Linked DNA regions of Homo sapiens: region 2 is linked to region 1. Evidence: read pairs that join two places in POLR2A ChIA-PET (ENCODE). Cell type or tissue: OCI-LY7. All regions are shown on one strand. Each heading gives the region's core, and the rest is flanking DNA. Links, peaks and the distances in the headings are about the cores only.

Region 1 (2,906 bases), core at 89-2,588:
TTCACCCTGACCTTTGTTAGGAGTTTTGTGGTGAAGAAGAGAGAGGGTGTGCGAATGTCTCCCCCATCCGCAGGCAGGAAGAAGGGCTCCAGCTGTTAGTCCCAGATGTGTCTCTGAATGAAACACTGAGACTTGAAGTCTTGGCTGCAAACAGGGGGCTGTGTGGTCAGGCAGGAGGAGCAGAGTCTTCTGAGCAGGCTGAGCTGAGGTCTAGGCTATTGGCCTTTCCTCACAGCTTGCCTTTCCCAGACCCTCAATTTTCATCTCTGTAAATTGGGCATAATAATAGTACCTTCCCAATGCGGCTGTTGGGAAGACATCACTGTGGGTTTTAATGCTAGACACTGACTAGTCCAAGGTCTCATTTGGACAAAGAATCTGGGACTGGGAGAGGAGCCGTAAGCAAAAGTGACAGGCCTGGAATCAGGGCTGGATCTGCTGCCTCCAAGAACAGTGTTCCTTTCTCACATCCAGCCCTGGTCCTGCCAGCGATTGGCTAGGAGGGTCTAAGACCTTTAATAATAAAGCTGGCAAATAGGAATGGCAGAGGCTAATCTTTGCAGTGACCCTCTGAGGAAGGGACAGCTGTAGTAATCCATATTTATTTTCCTGATAAGGAAACCAAAGCTCTGGCAGATTTTTTTTTTTTTTTTTTTTTTTTTTTAAGAAAAGTTCTCACTATGTTGCCCAGGCTGGAGTGCAGTGGCCCGATCATGGCTTACTACAGCCTCTGCCTCCCAGGCTCAAATGATCCTCCCCACCTCATCCTCCCGAGTAGCTGGAACCACAGGTACATGCCAACAAGCTCAGCTAATTTTTGTATTTTTTGTAGAGACAAGTTTTTGCCATATTGCCCAGGCTGGTCTCGAATTCCTGGGCTCAAGAGATCCACCTGCCTTGGCCTCCCAAAGTGCTGGGACTGCAAGCATGAGCCACTGCACCAGGCCAGGCCCAACAGATTTAAGTTTCCTGCCCAAGGCCATGCAGTTGGAACGTAGTGGAGCTGAGATGCAAATGCAGGTACATCCACCTCTATGTCTCACTTCCTCTGGCTCCCCTGTACCTCAGTTTCCCTATCTGGAAAATGACACCTGTTTCAGGTTCCCAGCTTAGATGACCCCGACTCCAGTAGAACTGTGCTGTTACATAAACTCTGGCTCGCCCAGGAGGGTGTCCTAGCTTTTGCATCTCCTGCCCCTCACACCACGGCGACTTGAGATTTTTACACAGACGAGAACTGTGTGTGGGGCGGTGAGCAAGTAAGTGCGTGTTTGCAACAAATATTTTATAATAGACAAGCCTCGTCTGCCACTTCTAAAAGTAGTGAAAAAAAAAAACCCACTTTGAGAAAGTAAAAATAACCCAACGCCTGAGTCACTGAAGTCACTGAACTCAGCTGGAACCGGCAGCTCCAAGCTGAACTGACTGCTTCAGCTCACCCAGGGCAGCAGGGCTGGGGCCAGAAATTTGACGGGGGGGCGATGAACACCTGAGCTTTTAGGGGGAAGTCCCAGTGGTTAGTTTGTGGGTGAAGCGCCTGTCGCTCTTCCTTTTATTTTAAGCTGCAGGATGAAATGGCTCCCTGAAACCCTCTATCTTCTTTTTCTTTTAAAAGTGACTTGACAATTGATAATTTTGCCCTGGCGATGGACACCTTAGAGCTTTTATTTCTTGGAGGCCAAACATTGATGTTGTGTGAAATGGGAGCTTGGCGGAGCCTTTGTGCGGATCTCAAGCTTCCTGAAAAATTTATTTACTGTGACTGTGATCCGCAGGAGCCAATTGATGTTTATCTATAGTCGTTCGCGCCAGCAAGGAGGGGAAAAATGCATAACTGCACTTTCTTCAGAAGCCTTGCGAGGCTGTTTAAATAAGTATCTAATAGTGAACTTTCAATAGCAGACAGGCAATTTGACGGACAGGGGACAGTGTATTATTAACCATAAGCAGGCTTAATCTTTCCCCCACATTTTAGAGGAAGCTTTATAACCTTCTGGCAGAGGAATTCCTGAAAACGAGGTATTTGAAGCTAAGCAAAAATTATCCTGGCCATTCCCGTGGCAGAATCGATCACTCCAAGAGCCGCATGAAGGAGGGGAACAGGCTGCGGCTGGGCCCGGTGTGAGCAGCCCTGGCCACCTCATTGTGGCGGAAGGGCCCGAGAAGTGGACGGGGACCGGGAGCGGGCAGAGGGAGGCAAGGGTCATGCTGGAAGCCTGGTTTTCCTGCCAGGTAAGTAACTTCTGCTGTTAACTGAGCTTGGGGACTGGGGTCAGAGACCTGTGTCTTCCCCCTGTGCCCCGGTTGCAACAGCACCTAGCTTTTGGCAGCATCCACCTTTTTTCTTTGAGACAGGGTCTTGCTCGGTTGCCCAGGCTAAGAGCAGTGGTGCAGTCCCAGCTCACTGCAGACTCAACCCCTTAGGCTCAAGGCATCCTCCCACCTCAACCTCCCCAGTATCTGGGACTACAGGCGTGTGCCACCATGTCTGGCTAATTTTTCTGGGCTGGGGGGAGATGGAGGTCTCACTGTTTGCCCAGGCTGGTCTCCTACTTCTGGGTTCAAGTGATCTTTCCATCTCAGCCTCCCAAACTGCTGAGATGACAGGCATGAGCCACTGCAGCTGGTGCATCCACCTTTTAAGCAATAGAAGTGATTTATGTGATACTGTTCAATGCATGTCTGTCTTGCTCATTGTGCCGGAAGTTTTGTGCAGCCTGGAGGCTGTCTTATTTAACCAGGGAGGCTCTCTTGATCTCTGGACGAAGGTAGACTGGCTTAGTTACAGAATTGTCCCCTGGCCCCCTACCTGGCTGTCATCACCTTGGGAGTAATGCAGCCTTCAGTGTCTGTCTCCTCCTATTTAGAGGGTCAGCCGCAAGCACCCAGGGACTTCACCTCAGTCT
Region 2 (2,906 bases), core at 90-2,589, 640 kb before region 1:
TTACCAGTCCACATATAGCTTTAGTCAGTTTCTTGAATTTTTTGCTTCTTAAGTCACTTGTAGAATCTTCTAATAAAGAATACATGTCTGGATCTAAAAATCTTTAAAAGACAGAAAGACTGATGAATTCAGGAGACTAGGTTTATAAACCAGCCAAACTTCCCATCTAAATAAAACAGAAGGTTCATCTCTGCAACTGAGATCTGATAATAATGGAAGAACAGTGAACTCACTTCTCAATTTCCTTTTTTGCTTTTTTACTCAGCAGATCCATTTTTGTCATGATGTTGACTTGCGGAATTTCTAGAGAGATCATGGCACTCAGGGCTGCCAAGATGCCAGAAATAAACTGAAGGAGGAAACAGAAAAGGGAAGATGAACTGACTGTTGCCAACAGTTACCTGGTCTGCATAAAGAGTCTTCTATTCCTCACTGGAACAGAACTGGCCTAAATAAAAGAAATGCAAGCTGGACGTGGTGGCTCATGCCTGTAATCCCAACACTTGGGGAGGCTGAGGCGGGCAGATCACCTCAGGTCAGGAGTTCAAGACCAGCCTGGCCAACGTGGTGAAACCTTGTCTCTACTAAAAATACAAAATTAGCCAGGCATGGTGGCATGTGCCTGTAATCCCAGCTACTCAAGAGTCTGAGGCAGGAGAATCACTTGAACCCAGGAGGCGGAGGTTCCCGTGAGCCAAGATTGCGCCACCACATTCCAGCCTGGGCAACAACGGCAAAACTTGGTCTCAAAAAAAAAAAAAAAAAAAAAGAAATGCCAGTTCAGAACATGTGGAAAAGGCAAAATTATTTATATTTTATTAAAAGTAATGCTAGCCATATAGAAAAAAATGTTCCCAAATCATTGGGAATCAAATGCTTGATTCTTGGTTCCCAAAGGTGAGGGAAGATATAGATAACATACAGTGATCACAAATTTCAATTTAGACAGCATTTTAATTTCCTTTCCCATCTAATATTCCTTAAGAGCTATTAATAAAAAATTTGATCTTGGTAGTTCATAAACTGGACAAAAGGTCCTCAGAAAATTAAAAATAGACTATTTTATAAAATAGCCATCTGCTTCAGTTTTTTCTCCCCCACTACTTCCTCTTTTTTTTTTTTTTTGAGACAGAGTCTCACTCTGTCACTCAGGCTGGTGTGCAATGGTGCGATCTTGGCGATCTTGGCTCACTGCAACCTCTGCTTCCTGTACTCAAGCGATCCTCCCACTTCAGCTTCCCAAGTAGCTGGGACTACAGGCATGTGCCACAACGTCTAGCTAATTTTTATATTTTTTGTAGAGACAGGGTCTCACTCTGTTGCCCAAGCAGGTCCGAAACTCTTGGGCTCAAGCAATCCTCCTGCCTTGGCCTCCCAAAGTGCTAAGATTATAGCTGTGAACCACTTCACCCAGCAACCTCAGTTTTTTTCTTGGTAAGCAGTTCCTCCTAAATCTCTATGATATAATAATTTACTATTTTTGATTAACAACATGTTATAATTTAATAATAAAAGGGATAAAGTAACTCTGGAATCATTTGTGAAATGTTCAGAATCACACAATAATTAAAGGAACTGTCATCTGCTTGAACTCATAGTTTAAAAATCTTTAAGAGAACTTTGGGAGGCCAAGGCAGGTGGATCACTTGATGTTTGAGGTCAGGAGTTTGAGACCAGCCTGGCCAACATGGTAAAACCCCGTCTCTACTAAAAATACAAAAATTAGCCAGGCATGATGGCACACACCTGTAATTCCAGCTACTCAGGAGGCTGAGGCACAAGAATCACTTGAACTGGGAGGCGGAGGTTGCAGTGAGCTGAGATCACGCCACTGCGCTCCAGCCTAGGCAACAGAGTAAGACTCTGTCACACACACAAAAAAAAAAAAAAAAAAAAAAAAAAAATCTGTAAGAGATTTAGCTTCAGACCTTGAATGACTCCACCATGAACTGAGAATCAACAAGAAAAACTCCACAGACTCGGAACTCCCACTGCTCGAGCTGCTGGACCAGCTGTTTCATCACAGGCAGGTGAGTGTACAACTCAATCTGACCTACATGAAGAGTATTGCAAGAATTTTAGAAATAGCAAGTATGTTAAATCATCAAGTTAGAGGAAACAAATTTTCCCCATAAGATGGACAAAAATAAAAGCCAACACATTTTTAAGGGGCCCACAGCCTCTCAAAGCAATCATAAAACCTAAGGTACTGCCACCATAGGAATCCCTAACTATTAAGTTTTATGTAGAAAATGAGGTTCTCTGGTTGGGCAGGGTGGCTCATGCCTGTAATCCCAGCACTTTGGGAGGCTGTGGCAGGTGGATCACTTGAGGCCAGGAGTTCAAGACCAGCCTGACCAACATAGTGAAACCCCATCTCTACTAAAAATACACAAAAATTAGCCAGGCGTGGTGGTGCGCGCCTGTGGGATGCTGAGGCACAAGAATTGCTTAAACCCGGGAGGAGGAGGCTGCAGTGAGCCAAGATCACGCCACTGCACTCCAGCCTGGGCGACAGAGTAAGACTCTGTCTTTAAAAATAAAAAAAAAGAAAGAAAGAAAGAAAATGAGGTTCTTCACACTTTAGTTTTCTGCCAATCAATATGAGTGTTATTGGCCAGATGCCATGGTTCACACACCTGTAATCCCAGCACTTTGGGAGGCTAAGGTGGGAGGATAGCTTGAGCCCAGGACTTTGAGAGCAGCCTGAGCAATATAGTGAGATCCTATCTCTACAAAAATAAATAAATAAGTGCTACAAAGATATCTATAGTTTGGGAATATTCATCAAGCTGTATACTTATGACATATATACTTTTCTGTGGGTATATGTATGGTCAATTAAAAGCAAGGGGAAAAAAGTGAGGGCCATAAATGGTCAAAGCCAGGTTAGGCTCAAGTTGAAA

What was found. ChIA-PET counts read pairs that join two places held together with the same protein. Peaks named below come from ENCODE experiments on the same cell type or tissue, not always from the same donor. Only the 100,000 strongest peaks of a DNase experiment are listed, where the experiment ranks them.
Region 2: POLR2A ChIA-PET joins it to region 1 with 14 read pairs; 3 of 35 experiments call an interaction of 5 or more read pairs at or near these places.

The regions. Positions count from the first base shown.
Region 1 is chr12:111,092,169-111,095,074 of GRCh38, forward strand. All of the region lies in intron 1 of CUX2 (cut like homeobox 2), which reads left to right. Among named protein-coding and RNA genes, the nearest start is that of CUX2, 59 kb to the left of the region's middle. In OCI-LY7, for the core only: no CTCF peak of the experiment used is centred there; DNase peaks (open chromatin) are centred at 973 and 1,423; H3K4me3 peaks cover 1,799 bases; H3K27ac peaks cover 2,500 bases.
Region 2 is chr12:110,455,582-110,458,487 of GRCh38, forward strand. GPN3 (GPN-loop GTPase 3) reads right to left here. Exons shown (of 8, transcript NM_016301.4): 4 at 1,929-2,053; 5 at 234-349; 6 at 5-101. Among named protein-coding and RNA genes, the nearest start is that of ARPC3, 6.7 kb to the left of the region's middle. In OCI-LY7, for the core only: no CTCF peak of the experiment used is centred there; DNase peaks (open chromatin) are centred at 1,170, 1,640 and 1,934; H3K4me3 peaks cover 1,692 bases; H3K27ac peaks cover 2,500 bases.